Regions from separate parts of the Homo sapiens genome. Here region 1 is linked to region 2. Evidence: chromatin loops called from intact Hi-C (ENCODE). Cell type or tissue: MCF 10A. All regions are shown on one strand. Each heading gives the region's core, and the rest is flanking DNA. Links, peaks and the distances in the headings are about the cores only.

The links. Hi-C counts contacts between places; a loop is a spot of excess contacts. Peaks named below come from ENCODE experiments on the same cell type or tissue, not always from the same donor. Only the 100,000 strongest peaks of a DNase experiment are listed, where the experiment ranks them.
Region 1: it touches region 2 in a loop (7-fold over the local background); 5 of 110 quality-filtered maps call a loop at or near these places.

What each region holds. Positions count from the first base shown.
Region 1 is chr1:204,122,585-204,132,216 of GRCh38, reverse strand. It overlaps SOX13 (SRY-box transcription factor 13), which reads right to left. Exons shown (of 14, transcript NM_005686.3): 10 at 9,254-9,363; 11 at 9,009-9,105; 12 at 8,413-8,556; 13 at 7,360-7,576; 14 at 4,474-6,359. The coding sequence ends at 6,083. It overlaps ETNK2 (ethanolamine kinase 2), which reads left to right. Exons shown (of 8, transcript NM_018208.4): 8 at 1-1,155. The coding sequence ends at 33. Among named protein-coding and RNA genes, the nearest start is that of ERLNC1, 14 kb to the left of the region's middle. RefSeq lists enhancers at 243-778, 779-1,315, 1,332-1,834, 1,835-2,338, 5,689-6,188 and 1 more. In MCF 10A, for the core only: CTCF peaks have their summits at 3,006 (motif pointing right) and 4,382 (motif pointing right); DNase peaks (open chromatin) are centred at 1,056, 2,496, 3,036, 4,406 and 1 weaker place.
Region 2 is chr1:203,331,651-203,347,070 of GRCh38, reverse strand. FMOD (fibromodulin) reads left to right here. Exons shown (of 3, transcript NM_002023.5): 3 at 4,577-6,443. The coding sequence ends at 4,728. Among named protein-coding and RNA genes, the nearest start is that of FMOD, 12 kb to the left of the region's middle. RefSeq lists enhancers at 534-1,194, 4,178-4,680. In MCF 10A, for the core only: CTCF peaks have their summits at 4,419, 6,838 (motif pointing left) and 8,446 (motif pointing right); DNase peaks (open chromatin) are centred at 4,410, 6,810 and 8,450.

The sequences.
Region 1 (9,632 bases), core at 1-8,000, 790 kb before region 2:
CCTCAAGCGTCAGCCTTGGAGATGCCAAAGTGACCAGCCACCCCATCCCTCCCCTACCCATCTGTCTGGCCAGACCTGTTCTCCAGAGCTCAATTCTGCACTCTGGGATCCACACCCTTGGACAGGGTGGGAGAGGGGACACATGGGTGTCCAGGGAGAAGGCTCTGTCCCTGCCGCCAGACCCCAGTGGTTGCCACTGAAGACCTCATTCTCCTGTCTGGAGGGGCTGATAGGACCCCCTTCCGGGGGTCCCCTTCACCCCACCAGGCTTGGGAGGAAGTGCCTGCAGCCAGGTCCTGAACCATAACCACCCCTGGGAAACACATCATTCCCAGCCTCAGGCCCTGCTGGAATTGGGGCTGCCTTATATGTGTGTTTACCCCTTCCTGGCCTGGGGAAGGAGGCGGGGAGGGCTCCTTTCTACCTCCAGTGCCCTGAGCCTCCAGTCCGTCTCCCCCTGCATGCCCCATGTGGGAGGTGCTGAGCTCCAAACCAGCATCACACCAACTCTGACACATGGATGTACCTATCTTGGTGATGGGTGGGGGCCAAGAATTGAGCATGACATCTTCCCCAGCAGCCACCTCCTCTGAGATCCCTCACCTTCTCCAAACCAGATCCAATCAAACCTCAGCCCGAGGAAACATGCTCCCCAACGTGCTCTCCTGTGCTTCTGTTTTGTCCCCCTGCTGGGGGGACAGGAGAGGGAGTGGTGAGGCCCTGGGCCTCCAGAGCCTGGCTCTGCTTTGTGCTGTGGCTTAGCCGGAGGGGACGTGGCCAAGGGTGAGGTGGCCAAAACCAGAACCAGCAGTCTCCTGCCTTGTTCCCTCCCTGGCCCTCAGGCCCTCCTTCCAGGGATGTCTCTCCAGCTCTACTTTATGTCCTGAAGCTGACCCGAGGTCTTCCTATCTGGAATGACTAGAGGGAGCCAAGAGGATGGGGTGGGGGCCAGGGCCCCCCAGGGCCTATCGTGGGAGAGCCTGGGCAGGATCCCATCAGAAAGGTGCTGACTAAACTGGTTGCCCGGACACTCAACAGCCTCCACCTCCCTTTCTACCCTCACAGCTCCTGGGGCCTTCCTGGCTCTGGCCCAGAAAGTGATTCATTTGTAAATTATCATGGTTTTCTTTCTGCATTAAAATGCTCATTTCCGGACTGCTGTGTCTTGAGTGACAATGGTGAGGAACTGACCCCTGCGTGGGGGCTGAGGGGTGCTGTAACCCCTCCTGATATCCCCCCTCCACCTGGGCTTCATGCTGAAGTCAAGGTAGCCGCCTGCACACATCCTCCTGTGCACCTAGCTCCGAAGGCTCTGGGCAGGGCCCCCTATTTCTCTCACTCAGCTTCTGTGCCTTTGACTCTCTTAGTAGAACCTACCAGTTAAACCCGGTAAAGCACTGCTTAGGGGGAACTAGGCTGTGGATTACAAGGACTTTGGTTGACCCAGGAGATGAACCAGTGACATTCTAAATAGAAGTGCTCAGGACACCTTCCTCGGTCATGTCTGGCTCCCAGCTGTCAGTGGGGTGGGGAAGGGGCTGCTCTGCCTGAGAACAGGCAGGAGTGATTTCTGGAACCAATCCGTCACTTTTTCAGAAGGCCAGAAGGAAGAGCAGAAACTCAAAGATGAGAAGGGGGCACCCCTCTTGGCAGCCCAGTCACTCCGGCTATACTTCCCAGGCTGTGCACTGGGCAGCAGCTGCTCCAGGACTGCCCCCCTGCCAGTAAGTGCCCAGTGCCCTTAGGGGCAGCAGAGGCAACAGCAGCAGCAGCCTGCCAGGTGGACTCTGGTTGTTTGGCTTTTGCCTGCAAAAAGCACCCTGGTGCCATGGCAACCACTGGAGCTGGCACCTGCAGCTGGAGCTTTCAAGGTCATGGTGATCCAGCATAGCCAGGCCCTCCATGGGCAGCAGCCTCGGGGGGTGACAGTGGGGGGACACGAGCGAAAGAGGTGCCCAGGCATAGGGATGGTGCCAGGGCTGGGCAGGTAGGGGCCCCCTGGGGTCACCTGTGGGGTCAGGTGGTCATCATAGACACTACCTGTCTGGACTAAATAGCAGTGTCCCCGCTCCTTCTTCCTCTCTGAGCCACCTCTGGAATTGAGGGCAGAATTAACACTGTGAAGCCAGCTTTGTTTCCAGCCTCCTGGGTCTTGATGCTGTTGCGCTGGAGATAAGTGTTGCAGTGGTGAGTAGGGAATGGCTGGGACAGAGCCCCCCCCCCCCCCCCGGGTATTGTCCTGTGCCCCTAAGGTCCTGACCACCATCTGTATGGGAAGGAATTAACAGCAGACATCATCCCACTGCCGCCTCTGAGAAAGCATTCTCCTTCCCCCAGTCCTCCAGGGGAGTGAGCCGGTGTGGTGGCAGGGAACACAACCCTGTTCCTCAAAGTCTGGGAGTTCCACCTTGGCTCCTTTCACTGCCACCCCAGGCTAACCAGCACTCCTGTCCTCCTGGCTGAGCACCAGGCCTGGGAGCCTCCCAGTGTGATCCGGGTTCCACCCCCTCGGGCCCCTTCCAGGACTCTTAGCAAAGAGCTCTAGTTAAAGGACTCCTGGGCACATTCACCTTCCCAACGGGCTCTGCCCCTCGGTCTCTGCCGGAGACGCACGGAGGGGACGAACTTGTAGCCCAGCTTTCCTGGTAATGACCACAGCACTCTGCTCCTGGCCTCTCCAACCACCTGGCCCCATCCTGCCTCTCATGAGACAGGGGTGGGGCTCCAGGACCCGCAACTGTGTCTCAGCAGAGGGAATAAGGCAGGCAAGACAAGAGGACTTGCGGGAGGGAAGAGGAACTCAGGACCGACAGGTGGGAATGAGCCAGGCTGGGAGAGTCTTGAGACTGGCAGGACATGGTTTGGACCCACCAGTGGAGTGGAGGAGGCCGGGGGCCGAGAGGGGCGGGCGGAGAGGGGAGGGCGGAGAGCGGAGGGCCGGAGGGCAGAGGGCTGAGGGGAGTGGGAGGTGCAATGGGCAGCTCTCCATCGTGACCACCAGGGGGCAGGCGCCGCCGCCAGCTCCTCCTCCCACCTCTGCCTGCATCTTTTCCAGACGTGGCGTGGGGAGGGCGAAGGAGAGGAGGCTCTGAGAACCCGGGCTGGGGAAAAAACAGCCAGCCAGCGTTCAGGACGCTCCCCATACCAAATGGCTGGGCCCTTAATTCTTGGGCAGTCTCCATTCCACACCCTCCCAACTTTGTGGCCCTAGAATCAACCACCACACCTACCCTCTCTCACCACTACCCTCTCCAATCTAGAAATCCCTCCACCAGTACTCAAGAGCTTGAGGACTTGAGTTGGGAAGTTCACTCTTTTTTGTGGAAAAGGTGTTCTTTATGTCAAGACAGTCTTGAACCTCATCCAGGAGCTCAAGTTCTGCCTCATGAACTTTGTGCAATACTACACTTTGCCCACCTGGCAGTTTTGGAGAAAGCAATCTTGTCCTTTCTGTCCAACTCTGTCTTCTTTTCTAGAGGAAACACGCCTGACCCTTCTGACTATTCCTCTAAGGACAATGTGCACCAGGATCCCTCCTGTGCTCCTCCATGTGGGGTGCCTGCTTCAGGGCCCCTCCATTGTGAGACTTCCCTAGTGAGGGGGCGAGGAAGGGCACGCTACCCCTGGGACTAGGTCTGTGTGGGGTACACTGGACCATCACCTCCCCTGTTGTGAACACAAGCCTCTATTAATGCAGCCCAAGTCCAACTCTTCCACAAGAACTACTGCCATTCGGTTTTGCTGTCCCCACTCTATACTGATGGGATTAATTTTTCACTACAAGATGTGTCTCTCTAGAGCCTGGTTAATATGCATTTTTGAGGTGTTTCAGTCTGTCATCCGGCCCTTGCAGGCCTATTACTTCTCCTAATGGGATAACTAGGTCTGAAGTGTTCACTCAAAGCATGTGTCATGGATAGAGAGCCCTGAAGCATTATCATTAGAGACCCTGCTTCATTAATTAGCATCGTAGGGGCCTCAGATGGGCTTCAGGGTAAACCTTTGTGGGCCCTTTTCTAAGAAAAGGATCCACAGCTTTCATTAGAGTCTCAAAGGGCTACTTCTCTGAATGGTAAGAACCAGGTATAAGGTTTAATCTTGTTGTCAGATGAGGACAATGAGGCCCCAAAGGAGAGACCTGGCTCCCACTCCCCAACCCCAGCCATGTGGCCAGTTCTAGAGAGACCCCGAGCTTCATGACTCCTATTACAGTGCTCTTACTACTGCCTTCTTTCTTAGGATCCGGGTGGCCTCACCTCGTCAAGGTAGGGGCATTCAGCGTGGGCTCTGTGGAGGGCATGTGTCACTCACAAGCTTGGCCTGGGATTCCCTTGCATTAAGCCAATTCCTCTGAGGCCCCAGGCCTGAAGCTCCTGCAGGCTGCCACCAGGGGACAGTGGTGCCCAGGCTGGTGGCATATTTGGGAATTCTGGACTTAGGCCAGCCTCCCTCCTCCCCTGCACAAGGGCCAGATTCTGAAATGATCTGTCTTTATTATGTCATCAGAAAACAAAAAAATCCCCCGAGTGTAAACAGGAGAAATGTGCTGGTTAAGTTACTCATCATTATCTTATTATTAACAAAATAAAGCACTATCTATGTTTACAGTCATAAAAAAAGAAACAGCCTGGAGAGAAGTGGGGGCTTTGAGGATGGAGAGAAGACGGGGGCAGACACAGACTCCACATCTGGCCCTGTGGGATTTGGGGTTCCCATACTGATCCAAGGGCTATTTAGATCTTCAGAGTTAGGTGACAATGGGATTTGATTTCCTTAGGGAACAAACTTTGTGAAACTGATCAGAGGCTGAGATCCAGTCCCTAGTATAGAGTGGGGGAGGGGAGGGCAGGCAGGTGAGGGGCAGGGCTGGGTGGGAGAGGCTGAAGCCCAGGAGTCTTCTCAACCTCTTCCAAGAATGGGGACCCCCCCGACCCTGTGCTCATGAGGGAGGAATAAAGACCAGCTGCCATGGACAGCCCCTCTCCAGGGCCTCTGACGCTGGCAGGAAGGGGAGCACCATCAATCCTCCTGTCCCAACTCCCTCGTGGGATCAGGTTGGGACCAGGGGCGGGGGCACCAGGACAAAGCCCCTTGGAGGCCGAGGCACATTCCCATGCTGATCAGAGCTAAAAATGGCTCCGTGGGAACCGACTGGCAGAGCCAGGGAGGGAGTGAAGGGGAGGGCAGGAGGAGGTCAGGAAGGCTGATGAGCCCAGGGCAGACCAGGGGCCTACATAGACCCAGAGAATCCAGAGGGCACAGGGGGCAAAGGACAGACACCAAGAAAGAGAGAAATAGAGGGCCTTGCAGAGAGACGAGGACAGAGAGAGACAGAAATGCACACAAGGACACACAGAACCTGAGACACCCAGACTGACAAAGAGGTAGCAATTTGGGGACAAAGAGAAGCACAGAAAGAGGCCCCCAGAGAAGCAGGAGTGGCATCGAGAGACACACCCACAGGAACTCAGCAACAGTGCCTGGCACGTAGTGGGCACTCAATAAATATCTTGTGCAGTGAATGAACAGATGAAACACACACACGTGCACGCGCACACATACAGCAGCCAGAGGCACAATAGGCTTGGCAGAGATGAAAACAGCAAGGGACAGCCAGACCCTTTTGCACAAAGTACAAAGCGATCCTGGTGATAGACGAGCAGTCTGGGGGAGTGTGGGAGGGGTGTTGGTCCCACAGTGGCTGGTCCAGCCAGGACAAGAATGGAAACAAAGCATGTGACCCCAGGGAGACAGGTCGGTAGATGCCATACCCCAGGTGGATAGACACCTGCAGGAGAGGAGAGTCATACAGTGTCCCCTGGCCATAAGCCCTAAAGGCTGAGGTGCTCAGCCTGCTCAGCCCATGGCCATACTGCAGTTCCTGCCCACCCAGGCCAACAGCTCCTCAGGAAGGGAGGGCGCCTCTCCCCTCATGAATGTATCTGCAAGTGCACAGCTTTGCCCATCTCTGGGGCACGAACAAGTCCAAGTACCAACATAGTCTTAGGTTGGCTGGCTGTGCCCATCGAGTTGGGACAAGGTCTTCCCCAGAGGAGAAGGGGCCAGGCCCACCCAGCCGGGATCAGTCTGTGAGCACCACCAACTCCCCATCGCTCTTCTCTTCGCCCTCCGAGTCCTCGTCCTCGCTGTACCGGTACATCTCGCCATCAGCCACCGAGTGCCTGTCATCTGTGCCCTCACCCTCCTCTCTGAGGCTGCAGGTGTTGACGATCACAGGCATGTTGGGGTCCAGGCTACGAGGGACATAGTGCTCCACCAGTGGCTGTGCCAGCGGCATGCCTGCTGCCCGAGGGTACAGGACATCTGAGGAGCTCATCTGCACCTGGCCAGCCTGCGGGCTGTGGGGCAGAGAAGGGGAACGGTGATGGATGCACACTTGATTCAACCCCAAACCCATCTCCCCTCCAGGCCTCCTCAGAGCATGCACTCCCACTCCACACACTCTTGGCTGTGACTTATATACCCTGCCCCCAGCCTGCTTTCTGATGGCCAAATTCACTGGCACCTACGACCCTGCAGATGACCTGCAGACCTAGGGCCATAGATGTGTTCAACAGATAATATTCTTGGAGGATCATGTGTGAATCCAGTTTTTAGAACTTGTATATTTTATGTTTTGTTTACTTATATTTAGAGACAGGGTCATGCTCTGTCACCCATGCTGGAGAACAGTGGTACAATCACAGCTGACTGCAGCGTCAGCCTCCCAGGCTCAAGTGATCCTCCTGAGCCTGCCTCAGCCTCCTGAGTAGCTGGGACTACAGGTGTGAACCACCACACCTGGCTAATTTTATTTAAAGATGAGGTTTCACTATGTTGCCCAGGCTGGTCTCAAACTCCTGAGCTCAAGGGATCCTCCTGCCTCAGCCTCCCAAAGTGTTGGCATTACAGGCGTGTGTCACTATACCAGGCAGAAATTGTATATTTTAAATGCCCTGGGAGATGTCCTGTTTAAAGGAATAGACTAGGGTGCTTGCTTTAGTCAAGTCAGGAACCTTTCTGTGTGATGAATACTTTGATTTCTAGCACCTCTGAATTTCTATTGAGTTTATCGGCCGTGGGATCTACAGGCACTTTCTCCAGGTCCACGTGGCCAGTCCTCCAGTCACATTCCTACATCCTCAGCCACTGAGTGCTCACCACAGTCACATACATAGCCATACACAGTCGGGTCGCACGTGCAGGCTCAGCTATACACAGATAACACACACACGTACGCATACACACAGCACCCCTGGGGTCACACACAAAGGCAGGCCACACACTGACACCCAGCCACTCATGAGAGCTACACATGTACACACAGTCTCCTGGCTGCCTGCGGGGGGGCCTGCTCACGGGATCACGTAGCTCTGGCGGGCATCCTGACGCCGGGTCCTCATCAGGGCCTTGTACTCTCCCACGCGCAGCCGCTTGCCCTCCACGATGCAGGTGCGCTTGGGCCGCGGCTTGTACTTGTAGTCAGGATACTTCTCCAGGTGCTGCCGGCTCAGCCGCGCCTGTTCCTCATAGTAGGGCTGCTTCTCCTGGTTGGTCATGGACTTCCAGCGAGATCCTGACCCAACCCCCCAGGGGCAGGCAGTCAGTGCTGGGCTCTGCTGACCACCCCCAGCCCCATGCAGGACCTGAGAAGACCTTGATCCCCAGGTGGGTCCATAAGATAATATATGTGCAAGCACTTAGCAAGGGCCTGGCCCGATACGGGTGCTCCTTGGATATTGGGCAAATGAATGAAGTTGGCCTGTATAGGGATATCCAACTGCCAGCTTAAGACTCAGTACCCACCCATGTTCCTAACAATCCAGCAACTTCCTTGAGCCTCTGGCCTGCCTGATTTGCATAAACAAAAGAGCAGCCACCTCAGACCTTCAACAACCCAGACAGGCTCCCTGCTCAGGACAAAATACCTGATGTCTCAGTTGACAGAGTCCTGCGCTGACACTGGAGGAGCCTCAGTCTTGAAAACAACTGGCCCCTCGAGCTCCATCTGCCCTGCCCAACATCCCTCCGTGGCCACCAATCAGGACATATAATTTAAAAAAATCTTTCTAGTGACAGCCCAGGAACACTAGTCTCTCCTGTTTTCTGCCAGAGCAAGGGTCTGGACAAACAGTGGAACAGGTTAGGTTTAGATCAGGAGTACTAAAGAATGTAAACACACACACACGCACACTCCTTGAGTTCTTGAGGACAGGTGCTACCGAACACTTCAGTGATATAAGACCCCAGGACCCAGCTGCCCTCACATCCCCAGCAACTCCTGCACCCCTGTCGTCAGATTCCACTGGAGTCCAACACAGTATGGAATATCACCAAGCAAGCCCTGAATAGACCCAGCTGGCTCCTGCAACCAGGTCACACTGAACCATGGCCCCAGCCACTGGCCCTTACCAAGGATCTTGCTGATGCTGGAGTTGTGCATGTCTGGGAAGGCTTGCAGGATCTTCCTCCGCTCATCCTTGGCCCACACCATGAAGGCGTTCATGGGCCTCTTGATGTGGCTGCTGTTTCGGGACTCGGGGAAGTGGCGGGAGCCTGGGAGACAGGAGTGAAGTCAGCCAAGCAGCCTGTCTGGGGTCAGGAGAGTGCCCCAGGGCCAGCAGAGAGACGTCCCCTACTTGACCAGCAGGAGGCACTGAGGAGGCTCCCACAGCAGCCAGCCGAGGAGGAGCAAGGCAGGAGCAGATGGGGCAGAAGAAACAGCAAATTATCCGCAGAGGCCCAGCCAGGGAACCAGAGACAGACACACAAGAAAATCACAGCGGTATGGCCTCAAGAGAGAGCAGAAACTCAGCAGTCACAAAACTTAGGAAAGCAGACTCAGAGACAGAGCCGACAGACACATAATGGGACAGCAGAGGCACACACACCTGGAAAGGACCCAACAGACCAAGGGAGGGAAGAGATCAGAGGCAGACACAGCCCTGGCCCTGGTGGAATACAGAGTTGGGCCCTCCTGCGCATCAGCCCTGCGCCTGAGCCCTCACCATCCATGTCGCAGCTCAGCATGGCTTCCTCCAGTGGGTGCACACAGCCGTCCTCCAGCCGCTCCTTGGCTGGGGATGAGTCCAGGCTGATGAGGTCCTAGGTTGACAGGGGCAACCTGACATCAGCCTCCTCTGCATCACCCCACTCCTCCCCATGCTCCTCTCTTGGTGGCCTCAGACTGTGTCTTCCACTCCTGGCCACCATCTGTTGCTGCCCCTAGGCTCAAGGGAGTGGGGGACCATACCTTACGGAAGGGGGTGTTGGGGGAGCCATCCAAGGCCCCACTGTGGCTGTGCAGCAGCTGCCGAGCATCCTGGATGGCTTTGGTGACAGCGTCCCCTTCACCAAGGAAGCCTGTGGGAGAGGGCAGAAGAGAGGGAAGAGAAGCGAGAGAAGCTGAGGGCATCAGCCCAGCATGAGCCCAAACTCCATCAGCTTCCCGCCATGCCACTCCCATGAGGCACCTGAGTTAGTGTTCCCTCCTGTTCTTCCACAGGGCGGCTGCATTGCATGTCCTCAGGGATATGCCACTTACACTGGCTAGTTATTGTGCATGTCAATAGACTAGAAATGACAACAGTACCCCCTGGAACTATGTGACTCTGGCCTGAATCCCTGATGCT
Region 2 (15,420 bases), core at 2,386-10,385:
AGACTTTCCAGGAGAGGTAAGTTTCATTCCAGGTCTTGAGAGATAAGTGGGCATGGGTTGGGGGTATGCAGGATGGAGACATTCTGGGACAGAGGCTTGCCACAAAGGAGCCAGTCATTTTCACAGGTCACCTGTCGATGTAGGGGACAGCTGGGAAATGTCACGTGTCTGAGATGAAGGGGTCATGTGTCAGGGAGCAGTAAGAGATGAGTTCGGAGAAGTTTAGGAGGGAATACTTCAAAGGGAGGGAGATTTAAGTTTAGCTTCTAAAGTCTGTTTCAGGAGAATGGTGGGTTGAAGCCCTGCACTTACTCACTGTCCCAGAAGAGGATGAGCTCTCTTTTTCCACTTGAACTACTCTTGCGTCTACAGCCTGGTCTTGTGTTTTGGTGTTTATTCTCAGAGCTGAATGCGGCACTTGTTCTGGTCAGTTCTTCCTGGAGTACAAGGACCCCCTGGTGGCAGGGCAGATATCCTTCCTAGGGTAACATGAGCCTGACTACCACCAAGCCTAGGACACTGGGCTTCCTGTTTCATAAGCACTTCCTTGCAATGCCCAAAGGAAAAAAAAAAAGGCTGCCTCCCTGACTCTAAGAAATATTCATTTCAGATGGAATTATCTAGCTGATTTTCAGCTCCCTTTAGTCTTAGGATCTAGTATTCAGAACATGCTTACATTACCCCAGGGCTTCTGATGTCTTAATCCCAGCTGGAAGGTACTGAGCCAGCACTTGACCTCCCTTCCTGTCAGCAAAGTCCTCTTCCATCTGGAGAAGGGAGGACTCATTAACGACCACTGGCAAAGGGCTTTGAAGTGGAGCCTGCTGAGATAGAACCGCACCATCAAAGCGCTGAGAAGAACAGAGTCGTCACCCTCTCCCTCTCATTCCTTTCTCCCCTGTGCTCAGGGAACAGATCAGTCATTGAGCAAGATGTTAACAAGCTGGGCAGCCCTCTGAGTGAGAGAGGCACCAGCCCCAGAGGGCAATTTGGGAGTTGACAGTCGGGTGGGCAAGGCAAAGAGGCATCTGTCTGGCACCTTTAGTTTGAAGTGCCTGACACCATCATGTACAGCCTAAACTCTTTTTTATTAAAATCTCTCTTTCTTTGGGGTCTTTTTATTCCCAAGGTGGGGATTGAGGGGTCCTCTAAGACGTCTTTTTTTTTTTTTTTGAGACAGAGTCTCGCTCTGTCACCCAGGCCGGAGTGCAGTGGCATGATCTCAGCTCACTGCAAACTCCGCCTCCTGGGTTCACGCCATTCTCCTGCCTCAGCCTCTTGAGTAGCTGCGACTACAGGCGCCTGCCACCACGCTCGGCCAACTTTTTATATTTTTAGTAGAGACGGGGTTTCACCGTGTTAGCCAGGACGGTCTTGATCTCCTGACCTCGTGATCTGCCTGCCTCGGCCTCCCAAAGTGCTGGGATTACAGGCATGAGCCACCGCGCCCAGCCAAGACATCTTGAAGATGTTGCAAGCTGCAGACGTTTGACATTTCCTTGTGGCTGTCTATCATCACACCAGCAGTTACCACTACTTACCTGCCACACACTCTGAATCCAGGAGCAGTCACATCAGAAATGTCACACGTATGCTGTGCTTCATCCAAGTTTGACCCTGAAACTGTGACAGCAAAGAACAGCTGTCATGGGAAAGAATCTATTAGCACCTACCCATACAATCAGAGAAAGTTGGGATGGAAAAGGCTTCATCACAACCTTTTATCATCGTTCTGCCTTCATGCAGAACCACATCTGCCACTCAAATGGGAGGTGGACCACCTCTTCCAGACGCTTGTCAGAAAATAAAATTAGTGCAGTTTCCTAAGGTCCCGCAAACAAATTCTCTGTTCAAACAACCCCCAAATTTTCGGTGTCTACTCCCAAATCAATTCTTGTGCAATTTAAGTCCAAGCCCCGTGACTAGGTATCACTTAGTCTCTCTCAGCCTTCTTTTTAGACAAAATAATGCTTTATTTTCCTTAAAGTAGTGAATTAATATATGTAAAGTGCTTTGTCTAGGGCCTGGCATAGAATTTAAAAACCAATGATAGCTATTATTATTAGCCTTTCTTCTCATTGCCACTTTAAAGTTGACAGGCAGTTTTTGTTGTTGTTTTGGGGAAAAAGAGACACAGAGAAGGTAAAGCCATCTCTCAAAGTCCTCCAGATGATGTAGATTAGAATCCTGACCTAAAGGACCTAGAGCCAGGCATCTCCGACTGAGAATGGTGAGGAATATCTCTCTGATGCAGACCACTAGCAGGAAAACAGCTCCCCAAGCTCAGCCCCCTCTCCTACAGCAAACGTGAGGGACATCTCCCTGCAAACCAGTCAGGGACTTGGGGATGGGGGGTGTTGGAGGTGGGATTGAAACAAGCTTCTGAGAGAGGAGCTTAAAGAAGAACAGGAGCTCAGGGGCGCACAGGGGAATCAGATGTGGTCCTCTCCTCGCCACTTCCCTCTTCCATCAGTATCTCCCTCAGTTTTTCCAGCCTGGCAAGAACACAGCTCAGAATGTTATTCAGAAGCTTTGGGATTCAGTGGAGCAGGGCGGGTACACCAGTAGGAATTTGGAAAGACTTATGTCAGTATTTAATTTGGGCTAGAAAAATGTCCTCCAGTGCCTCCACGCAGAAGCCTGTCCTATTCATGGGCTTGGGGAAGACGGGGGGGTGCTCACAGTACCCAGTATGTGGCTAGAGTCCATATACACTGTGTGTCTAGCTCCCCACAGGTATGTCCCACATTTACCTATCCACAGCTGGGATCTGGAATTTTAGCAGGCAGTCTGAGGGCTCCAGGCTGGGAAAGAATCTATCACGGAGCCTGCAGCTCCATCCTAAGTAGGGCTGGAAATGATACTTAAGCTGAGCCACTTTGCTTCTTCTCCTCACCCCACTGCTCTGCTTGTACACAGATAACATAGACCCAGCCCCGGTCTAGGCTCTGCCCCCAACCTGCTCACTCAGAGGCCACTTAATCTAGTCCTTGGGACCAGAAAGGAAACATCCAAAAGTATTCCAGAAATTCTACCCCACCAGGAGTGTTTTCCAAAGACGAGTATTTCCCAGTTTCCGCTACTTTTCTCAGTGTCTAATTTTCTTTAGGCCTAGATTTTCTGTGTTATGCCTGCAATACAAGTTAATTTGCTGCAACCTCACCTCATCTTATCTTGGTCAGTGCTTAACAGAGACTGAAAACCATTGAAAATGCTAATTTAAAAACACTTTTTTCATCAGCCTCTTTAAGCTCTCCATGCTGTCTTTCTTGGAACTGTCTTCTTCATACCTATAACCTCTCCCAAGGGGAGCCCTCATGGTCACACCTAAGAATAGAGTTAGAAAAGCACCCCCTGCCCCCACTCCTCGTGCCTGGCCCCAGACTGACGCACCTCCTGACCACTGCTGCAAGCCGATGGATGCCTCTGGTACAACAGCAAGCCCCAGCTCTGGGTCTACCCAAGTATTACAGCTGCTAGGGATGTGTCCATGGACAATCCTACCCTCAAGACCCAATGGGTAACTTCATTCAAACCCCCTTTGCAGAGAATGACAACAGGAGCAAGTTTCCTGAAAGCCTCATTCACCATGGTAAAGACAGCCCTACGAGGCTTCCTCAGCTTTCAATGGTGACTTTTGCCATCTCTCCTGAAGTTTTAGCTGAGTTCTTGGCTTTTCCTTTCAAGTTACTGACCCAGTAGACTGGAGACAGAGTGGTTGATTTGTCAAAGAGGACAACCAGAGGGACAACAGGGTTAATAGCAACAGAAAGATTTATGCTAATACCATCCAAGCAGAACTATTGTCTCTACTAGAATTCTGCGGTTTAGGGGAAAATCTTAGGAGACTTCTTTTCAGGTTTAAAAAAGGGAGTAGATTGTAATCATATTAAATGCAGGAGGCAGGGAAATTATTTATTTGACTTTTGAGGTCCCTAGCAGCCCCAGTGCTCTATGAGTCCCCAGCTTCCTTTAAACTCAGAGCCTTGCTCACTGCTCTGGCAGTATTTAGAATGGAGACGTGCAACCCACTCAAAGCCCTGGCACACAAAGACACTTGTCTCTCGGCCCAGGCTTTCTCTCTTTAATTTCCTGCCACTTTTTCTATCTGTAAAGTATTAAGTCCCTCCATTTCCCCAGTCTTCTTTCTCACAGCAATTCAGCAAAGCCCTCCCTCTCCAAAAACAATCAAGTATTTCAAGGTGTCTACGGTTGGTCTTTGGCTACCCTCTGCTTCCTACTGCTGCCCACAGCTGCCCACCTGCCCCCCTATCCTGCTAAAAAAAAAAAAATGTCCCAGAGGGAAGGACGCTTAAGAACATTCCTGGGCCTGCAGAGTAAAGTTCAGGTTGGTGGTTAGGAGGTGAGCTGCAGACGCAGGCACAGTCCTCACTCTGTCCCTAGTTCTGCCCCTAGTGGCGCCAGTAAGTATGACTCCAATCCTGGAAAACATCTGCCCTCCATCCCCAACTTCCACCCCTTTATCTAAGCTGCTTCACAAAGGCTAATCTCACTGTGGCTTCAGGTTCGTAATCTGGGCTTCTCTCCCTGACCCGTGCTCCTCTTGTCCCCACAGAGTTCTCCATCAGCAGCTTCTGCACCGTGGTGGACGTCGTGAACTTCTCCAAGCTGCAGGTGCTGCGCCTGGACGGGAACGAGATCAAGCGCAGCGCCATGCCTGCCGACGCGCCCCTCTGCCTGCGCCTTGCCAGCCTCATCGAGATCTGAGCAGCCCTGGCACCGGGTACTGGGCGGAGAGCCCCCGTGGCATTTGGCTTGATGGTTTGGTTTGGCTTTTGCTGGAAGGTCCAGGATGGACCATGTGACAGAAGTCCACGGGCACCCTCTGTAGTCTTCTTTCCTGTAGGTGGGGTTAGGGGGGGCGATCAGGGACAGGCAGCCTTCTGCTGAGGACATAGGCAGAAGCTCACTCTTTTCCAGGGACAGAAGTGGTGGTAGATGGAAGGATCCCTGGATGTTCCAACCCCATAAATCTCACGGCTCTTAAGTTCTTCCCAATGATCTGAGGTCATGGAACTTCAAAAGTGGCATGGGCAATAGTATATAACCATACTTTTCTAACAATCCCTGGCTGTCTGTGAGCAGCACTTGACAGCTCTCCCTCTGTGCTGGGCTGGTCGTGCAGTTACTCTGGGCTCCCATTTGTTGCTTCTCAAAATATACCTCTTGCCCAGCTGCCTCTTCTGAAATCCACTTCACCCACTCCACTTTCCTCCACAGATGCCTCTTCTGTGCCTTAAGCAGAGTCAGGAGACCCCAAGGCATGTGAGCATCTGCCCAGCAACCTGTGGAGACAACCCACACTGTGTCTGAGGGTGAAAGGACACCAGGAGTCACTTCTATACCTCCCTAACCTCACCCCTGGAAAGCCACCAGATTGGAGGTCACCAGCATGATGATAATATTCATGACCTGATGTGGGAGGAGACAGCCAACCTCAGGCTTAGATCAATGTATAGGGCTATATTTTGGCAGCTGGGTAGCTCTTTGAAGGTGGATAAGACTTCAGAAGAGGAAAGGCCAGACTTTGCTTACCATCAGCATCTGCAATGGGCCAAACACACCTCAAATTGGCTGAGTTGAGAAAGCAGCCCCAGTAGTTCCATTCTTGCCCAGCACTTTCTGCATTCCAAACAGCATCCTACCTGGGTTTTTATCCACAAAGGTAGCGGCCACATGGTTTTTAAAGTATGAGAAACACAGTTTGTCCTCTCCTTTTATCCAAGCAGGAAGATTCTATATCCTGATGGTAGAGACAGACTCCAGGCAGCCCTGGACTTGCTAGCCCAAAGAAGGAGGATGTGGTTAATCTGTTTCACCTGGTTTGTCCTAAGGCCATAGTTAAAAAGTACCAGCTCTGGCTGGGGTCCGTGAAGCCCAGGCCAGGCAGCCAAATCTTGCCTGTGCTGGGCATACAACCCTCTGCTTTCACATCTCTGAGCTATATCCTCATTAGTGAAGGTGGCTTTTGCTTTATAGTTTGGCTGGGGAGCACTTAATTCTTCCCATTTCAAAAGGTAATGTTGCCTGGGGCTTAACCCACCTGCCCTTTGGGCAAGGTTGGGACAAAGCCATCTGGGCAGTCAGGGGCAAGGACTGTTGGAGGAGAGTTAGCCCAAGTATAGGCTCTGCCCAGATGCCATCACATCCCTGATACTGTGTATGCTTTGAAGCACCTTCCCTGAGAAGGGAAGAGGGGATCTTTGGACTACGTTCTTGGCTCCAGACCTGGAATCCACAAAAGCCAAACCAGCTCATTTCAACAAAGGAGCTCCGATGTGAGGGGCAAGGCTGCCCCCTGCCCCAGGGCTCTTCAGAAAGCATCTGCATGTGAACACCATCATGCCTTTATAAAGGATCCTTATTACAGGAAAAGCATGAGTGGTGGCTAACCTGACCAATAAAGTTATTTTATGATTGCATCTACAAGAGTGGAGTCATTTAAAGCAGACTGCAGGAGGGTTACTTTAGGAGGACCTGGTGAGGTCGCAGGTCACACAGGCCTTGGACTGATGAGCCCTCTTTCTCATCTATTCTGTTCGGGCAGATGAAGCTAAGAGGAAAAAAAAATGAAAAAAAAAAGTCACTTGTATAAAAGCTGTAGTTAGCAAACTGTGTTCTGGAAGTTCTTCTTTAAGTCTAACTTCAATCCTCTCTACACATTCCCTTCCATATGGTCCCCAAGAGATATAGAATAACTGGGGTTTTTTTTTCAACCCTTTCCACCATCCTCTCTTGCAAAGCCGGTAATTCGGGATCTGGCTAGTCCTGGGTATTGTTGTCTTAACTGCTTCTGCCCTCTAGTGGCAACTGTGCAGATCTGAGGGCAGCCAAGCCTGCCAAAGCCCGTTGGCCCTGGAAGAGGAAAACAAACCTTTACCCCCCATTTGTTTTCTCATTCATCCTGTGTTCATATCGTGAAAGCCTTTGAGTGCCAGATGTTGTGATAGGTGCTTAGCAAATGTCGCATAAGTTAGGAGGGCAGACTAGGCTTGTGCCTTCAGAACAATCCACTATTTTCTGATAGGGAAATAACAACTGATAGTTATTGGGCACTAAATTCTGTACCAAGCATGTTGCAAATGTTACAACTCCATCTTAAGCCAAAGTAAACTAATTTGACTATACTTCTCTGACGTGAGAGTTAGGCAGGAATGCTAGTGTGTGAAACTACCAGAAAGAAATCATAGCTCTAATCACAGTCCTCTCCTCAAGGACAGCAGATAAGGCCCCTCTGCCTTGGATCTCCAGTACAGGAAGATGCCATGTGGAGGAGACAGAGATGTGGCACATAGGGCAGGAATTATCTAACTATAAGGAGGAATCCTCTGCCTCTCCGTTTTTGCTTCTTTGCAGCTCCCATGAGCATCCCAACCAAGACAGAGCAGGGAGAGGAATGGGAGCCAGCCCTGCTGCAAGGCTTCCCTTGTTTCTAAACCCAGTGCTTTGTAAGAAACAGAGTAGCAAGAATAGACTGTCCCTCAGGCTCAGTTGACTCTTTTTCTTTCAGCTGCCATTTGATCAGTCTTATTATGTGCTAAGGGCTTTACTTATTTAGTATTCTTCACCATTCTCTACCATGGAGATTATTATTTTCACTATTTTACAGAGGAGGAAACTGGAAACAAAGACACAGAGGTCACCCAGGAAGGACGCATCAAGGCCAGGATCTGACCCTGGCCGTCTGTCTCCCCAGCCTGTCAGTTTTGCAATATTATTTACACTGTGCTGTCCTAAGGATCCTTGTATTGTTGGATTATTAGGTGTATGCAGGAGGCTTGTGGGTCACTGGCTGTCATAAATAGAGAAAGATCATCTTACTTTTTTTGGAGATGGACCCAAATCCATTCTGCTAGCATTCACAGTTCCTTTATGAATTTCCAATTCAAAATTCACTTTTCATCAGTAAATGTTTAGTGAGTGCCACTGAGCAGGAACTGGGGATACTGCAGAGAACAAAAGCAAACAGCCCCTGCCCTTGGGGGCTTGTAGTCCAGTGCAGTGACAGTCCTTGAACAACGGCAAAAAAATCACACTGAGGATCATGTAGTTAGACTGAGAAAGAGCTGTGACGATGAGCATAGGTCTACACCAGGATTATCAAGGAGCCTGGCCTAGATACTCTGAGATACAGAGTGAGAGCATAGTAATCCAGACGAAGAGATGGAAGGGCAGGTCCAGGCAAAGATAGCAGCATGCATACACACCCTAATGCACAAGGAAGCTTCTGAGGCTCTAGACAGCGAAAATGGCTGCAGCACAGAGAGAAAGGGAGAGAGTTTCAGTTGATCACGCTGATGCAGTAGGCAGGGGTCAAAGGCAGTAGGCTTTGTTCTCTTATTTCAGACCCAAGTACGAAGAAACTTAATTACCACCGTCCCAAACCCCATGTCCCAGGGCCTGCCTTACATGCAGGCTCACAGTTCTGCCTTCTAGCCACTAGTGGGCAGCATCTCATCTCGCACCACCAGCCTTTTCTGAAACCTTTAAATCGCAGCCCACTTAGCCCACTTTTTCCCAACTTCCTTTTTTTTTTTTTTTTTTTTTTTGAGAAGGAATCTCGCTCTGTCGCCCAGGCTGGAGTGCAGTGCCACAATCTCGGCTCACTGCAACCTCCGCCTCCCGGGTTCAAGCGATTCTCCTGTCTCAGCCTCCTGAGTAGCTGGGATTACAGGTGTGCGCCACCACGCCCGGCTAATTTTTATATTTTTAGTAGAGACAGTGTTTCACTATGTTGGTCAGGCTGGTCTCGAACTCCTGACCTCATGATCCGCCCACCTCGACCTCCTAAAGTGCTGGAATTACAGGCGTGATCCACCACTCCCGGCCTTTTTTTTTTTTTTTTTTTTGAAACAGGGTCTCACTCTCACCCAGGCTGGAGTGCAGTGGCGCGATCTCAGGTCATTGCAACCTCCACCTCCTGGGTTCAAACAACCCTCCTGCCTGCCTCAGCCTCCCAAGTAGCTGGGACTGCAGGCATGTACCACCATACCTAACTTTTGGCTTTTTTGTAGAGATGGGGTTTCATCATGTCGCCCAAGCTGGTCTCCGACTCCTGGACATAAGCGATCTGCCCGCCTAGGCCACATGCCTAGGCTTACAAAGACTTTGTAAAGGATTACAAAGGAAACTAATTACATTGAAGTACAGTTACCAAAATATAAAACATATACATTTTTGATATAATAATATATATGTTTCTTTATTAAGTCGATGAATAACAAGATTTAGCAACAGGTCTAGTTAATTATAGTCATTTCAAACTATTGATGCATGTAAATGGCATATCAAACTATTTTAACAACTGTAATGTGATATAAAAATATCTTGGCCGGGCGCGGTGGCTGGCCGGGCGCGGTGGCTCATGCCTGTAATCACAGCACTTTGGGAGGCCGAAGCGGGCGGATCACGAGGTCAGGAAATAGAGAACATCCTGGCTAACACGGTGAAACCCCGTCTCTACTAAAAAATACAAAAAAAATAGCTGGGCGTGGTGGTGGGTGCCTGTAGGCCCAGCTACTCGGGAGGCTGAGGCAGGAGAATGGCGTGAACCCGGGAGGCGGAGCTTGCAGTGAGCGGTCTGCACTCCAGCCTGGGCAACACAGCAAGACTCCGTCTCAAAAAAAAAAAAAAAATCTGTGGGCCGGGTGCTCTGGCTCACACCTGTAATTCCAACACTTTGGGAGGCTCAGGCGGATGGATCACTTGAGGTCAAGAGTTCAAGACCAGCCTGGCCAACATGATAAAACCCTGTCTCCACTAAAAATACAAAGATTAGCTGGACATGGTGGCGCATGCCTGTAGTCCCAGCTACTCAGGAGGCTGAGGCAGGAGAATTGCTTGAACCTGGGAGGCGGAGGCTGCAGTGAGCCAAGATAGAGCCACTGTACTCCAGCCTGGGCAACAGCGAGACTTCATCTCAAAAAATAAAAAATAAATAAAAATATATGTGATTTCAGCTGGTGACAAAGCCTCAGGTACTGCTAATAAGGCTGTGGTTTGTTACCTTCATAATTGAAAGGAATGCTACATTTCTGTTAGATGTATGAAAAACAAAGATAGGATTTCCCATTTCTCTCTAAGTCAAGCCAAGGAAAGACAAGCAGAAACATGGATCATAGAGGGAAGGCAAGAAAAATAGGCAAATCATCGTCTTTTCTCTCTATGAACATAGCTTAATCACTCAACAAATTTTTACTGAATGCAAACCTTGAGCTAGATAATGTGTCAGTAGTTGCTGCATTTAGTATGTGAAAGTTGAATGTAAAGTTCTCAAGGTTCTTGCCATGGCATGTGATAGAAATAATAATAACTAACATTTGTTTTACCTTAACAACTTAAAAGACACCTAGTTCATTCAAGAACCCATGAGGTAGTTTGCTATAAGTGCCAATTAAGGCATAGGGACAAAATGTTCATTTTTTTTTTCCAAGGGTGGGGAATGATGAGGGGCAGGGTAGCCAGGAATGCTGCAGAACAGCCCCAAGCTCCCTCTCACTGGGGGCTTGCAATGCACTTCTTTGTTAGCTTTGTTTGCTAGCTCAGCCATTTATTCTACTAAGCACTCAGATGCAGGGTCCACAGTTGATGTATATCATCAGGAGACTCAGTATCCTGTGTAGACCTCAAACTCTCCCAGAAATTCTTCTGCCTCAGACAGATGGGAGCTAGTAGACATGACTCCTGTTGCCAGCTGAGCCTCTGGGTACCTAGGCTAGAAAGTTGTGCCCAGATGGAGCAAACACATTGCTCAATCTTGTAGCAGCCCAGGTTTCCAGAGTAGGAAACTTTTCTGGAAACTAGGCCATGCTCATATGTGCTGCATGAAATGGCACAATAAACTGGACCTAATCCTTTCCTGGACCGTGTGGTCCAGGGAGCAGAAGAAGGGGGAAATGAGTCCAGAAAGACTGGAATGGACAAAAGGACCAAGCAGACCATGCCCAGCCATGCTGGGCTCCAAAAGAAACTGCAAACACTAAAGATAAATGAGCTGTTTCCATCTATGTGTCCAGATTGTGAGCTACACGTAGGGGAGAAAGAACAGAAGTACATTTGACCCAGTTTAAGAAATAAAAACAGGAAATGGGTCAGAGTTCCAAGAGGCAATAAGAAGACCTACCTACATAAGCAAGAGTATTGGAAATCAGAGGGGTCAGTCTTGAACTTTCTTACAACCCACCAGAAATAGAGAATCGGCAGCTTTGTCCTTGTATTCTACCCCAATAATCCCCACATTTTCTCCACAAGTGTTCATCAGAGCCATGAGTTTTGGCAAAATAGGACTCTGGAGGCAGGCAGGGACAATAACAGAAGCATGCTATCAGTGCCAGGCTTAGCTGGCAGTCCCAGAGGTAGATCTGAGTCAGATAACAAGACCAACAATGGCAGTTTGCACAAGAAGGTGTGCGGAAAGCTATTCCAAGGAAGGAGCCAGAAAACTCAAGTCCCAAAGTAGAAACAGATATATACAATCAAGGTATACACACGGTCAAGGCGTCAGGGGCATAAGCAGTTCCAAGCCCTGTAGCAAGGGTAAGCCAGGAGCAGAGGGGATGTCCTTATGGCAGCAGGGGAGTGGACCCAGAACAGCCCTGAGGGCTTTGGCCCAGAGCAAGTGTCAGGTGGTGTTTCCTGGCCCGTCCTCCCCTAAGGGGACTCTCAGCCCATAGGCACCTTAAAATTATGAAAAGCATCTCTCATTGGCCTCACTTATTATGTTTTCTGAGCCAAAAATTATGACACATTTTAATAAATACCTATGTTTTCATAGGACAATAAAACAGACTTTTTTTTTTTTTTTGAGACAGAGTCTCGCTCTGCAACCTCCGCCTCCTGGGGTCACACCATTCTCTTTCCTCAGCCTCCTGAGTAGCTGGGGCTAGAGGCGCCCGCCACTGCACCCAGCTAATTTTTCGTTTTCGTATTTTTAGTAGGGATGGGGTTTCACCGTGTTAGCCAGGATGGTCTCGATCTCCTAACCTCGTGATCCTCCTGCCTCAGCCTCCCAAAGTGCTGGGATTACAGGCGTGAGCCACTGGGCCCGGCCAAAACAGAATATTTTTAAACATTCATGTCCTAGAAGTCCAAGAAATAATCATCAAGGACCATTTGGGGCCAGACCACCAGCTAGAGGCTGGGTTGTGTCAGTCCCAGTTCTTAGTTTGCAAACAACAGAAACTGAAGTTAGCTGATTTAAACCGAACGAGAATTCATTCGTTTGTTCGTTTAAAGGGGGATGGCATATCAGGTAGTTCTGGGAGGGCTCCAGACCAAGCTTGAGGGCATGCAATCAGAAACAACACCCAAGGACCCAAGTTCATGTCCATAAAGACCCCCCACCCCGCCCTGGCACAGACTCGGGAGCTCCATTTATGAGAACTGCTGCTGTTCCTGCCTATGGAATCTGGAGGCCACTGCCATCACTGCCCTACCGTCATCAGGGTGGGTTCCACAGGGCCTTTGCTTTATCATGTCATTAACTTTCAATTCCAAGTCAAACTGGCAGAACCAAGTCAGGTGCTAGTGCCCTACCAGCAAGTGAGACTGGGAGGTGAGTATCTGGCAATCTCATATTTAATAATAGGAGTCAGGCTCTGTCTCACATAGTGGGGAATTTCCCAAAATAAATAAAGGGCTCAGATGCCGAACAGCCAAAAAATAGAAGATTTTCCTTTCAAGAAATCTGTGGAAGGGGTTTGTGAGGTGTATTCATCTTTTTTTTCCCCCTTGATACAGGGTCTTGTTCTGTTACCCAGTCCGGAGTGCAGTGGTTCAATCGTGGTTCACTGCAGCTTTGACTTCCAGACTCAAGCAATCCTTCCACCTCAGCCTCCCAAGTAGCTAGGACCACGAGTGCCCGCCACCATGCCCAGCTAATTTGGTTTTCAATTTTTGTAGAGACAGGGTCTTGCTATGTTGCCCAGGCTGGTCTTAAGCTCTTGAGCTCAAGCCATCTTCCTGCCTCAGCCCTTCAAAGTGCTGGGATTACAGACGTGAACCACCATGCCTGGCCTTGCATTCATCCATATACCAGCCGCCAAGACAGCTCTGTGGAACTGGGTAAGAGAGACACCAACAGGGGTATAGAATGACCTTATATAAATTAGGACTGCCACATACAAACACCTCCTTCTTAATCCAGAAACATTACATCCTGGTGAAAGCTAACACTGCTTTGAATCTGGTTTCAGATCCACAGAACCCATTTCCATTTGTTCCCTAGGGCTGCCGTAACTAAGTACCCACAAACTGAGTAGCTTAAAACAATTTTTAAGATGTATTTATTTTCTCATAGTTCCAGAGGCCAGAAGTCCCAAGTCAAGGGTTGGAAGAGTCATGCTTCTTCCAAAGGCTCTAGGAATCCTTCCTTGCCTCATTCAGCTTCCGGTGGCTCCTGGTGTGCCTTGGCTTGTGCTAGTATAACTCCAGTCTTCACCTGCCTGTGTCTTCACATGGCCATCTTCTCCCTGTCTCTGTGTCTTCTGCTTCTTATAAAGACACCAGTCATAGCCGGAAGCGGTGGCTCACACCTGTAATCCCAGCACTTTGGGAGACCCAGCTGGGTGGATCACCTGAGGTCAGGAGTTCGAGACCAGCCTGGCCAACATAGTGAAACCCCATCTCTACTAAAAATACAAAATTAGCCAGCTGTCATGGCAGGTGCTTGTAATCCCAGCTACTCGGGAGGCTGAGGCAGGAGAATTGCTTGAACCCAGGAGGTGGAGGTTGCAGTGAGCTGAGATTGCGCCATTGTACTCCAGCCTGGGCAATAAGAGTGAAACTCTGTCTCAAAAACAAAAAAAAAAGACACCAGTCATCAGATTTCAGGCCCGCCCTAATTCATTAGGATCTCATCTTTTAAATTATTTTTATTTTTATTTATTACGGACACGTAATATTTGTACATATTTATCTTACGATCTCATCTTGACCCCTAATTAATTATAACTGCAAAGACCTTGTTTCCAAATAAGTCATATTGTAAGGTTCCGGGTGGACATGGATCCTGGGGGGACACTATTCAATGCACTGTGCCATCTAACAGGGACTTCCATAAGGCAGACAAAAGAGCTTCATCTAGGATGTCAGACAGATGTTTCCAGGGCCTTGGGAATGGAATACCAGCCAAGCACTAAGTCCCAGGCACCTGAAACCCAGGCCTTGGTGTATGATACCCTGACAACAGCAAAAACAGCCCAAGGAAGGCATCGTCTATTCACCAAACTAAACAGCAGAGAAAAAGAAAAGGGGACATCCTGGGTTGGTGTATACAGATGACAACTCACATTTATCCTTTTCTTTTCTTTTCTTTTCTTTTCCTTTTCTTTCTTTTCTTTTCTAATAGAGATGGGGTCTTGCCATGCTGACCAGGCTGGTCTCGAACTCCTGGCCTCAAGCCTTCCTCCCATCTTGACCTCCCAAGGTGCTGGGATTACAGGTGTGAGCCACCACGCCCAGCTCACTTTTATTCTTGAGTCTGTATCTTTCCTTACTTTGTTAATTATGAAACTTTTAAAAACCTACAATGGGCCGGGTGCAGTGGCTCATGCTATAATCCCAGCACTGTGGGAGGCCGAGGCAGGCGGACCATGAGGTCAGGAGTTCCAGACCAGCCTGTCCAGTATGACGAAACCCTGTCTCTGCTAAAAAATACATAAATTAGCCAGGTGTGGTGGAGCCTGCCTGTAGTCCCAGCTACTCAGGAGGCTAAGGCAGGAGAACCGCTTGAACCCCGGAGGCAGAGGTTGCAGTGAGCCAAGAACTCACCACTGCACTCCAGCCTGGGTGACAGAGTGAGACTGTCTCAAAAAAAAAAAAAAATTAATTAATTAAAAACCTACAGTGAAGCACAGAAAGCAATATAACAAAGACCAATGTATTTACCATCTAGTTGTTTACCAGAGTTAACAAATGTTAACATTCTGTCATATTTGCTTTAGGTAAATTTTTAAGAAAAAAAAAGAACATTGGAACTATATTTTAAGTCTCCTTTTACCTCTTCCCATTCATCTCCCTTCCCCTGCAGAGGTAAATGCTCTTCTGAGATTGGTGTATTTTTATACTTTTATTACATATTTATGTAGCCATAGAGAGTTGTTTGTTTCTTTAGATTTTACATGTGGCATCATACATTATGTATCACTCTGGTTTCTTCCCCGAACATTGGGTGTCTAAGATCTATCCATATTGATTCTCATAGTTCCAGTTCATTCATTCTAGCTCCTGTAAATTTACTTCTCTCTTCTCCTTTTGAAGGACGTTTAGATAGTTTTCCAATATTTTACTGTTAAAAACATAATGCAGTGAACATCCTTTCACTTCTCTTTTGGGCTTGCATTTGAGAGCATTTCTAGGATATATACCAGGGCTTCTCAACAGTGGTAGTTTTTGGCATGT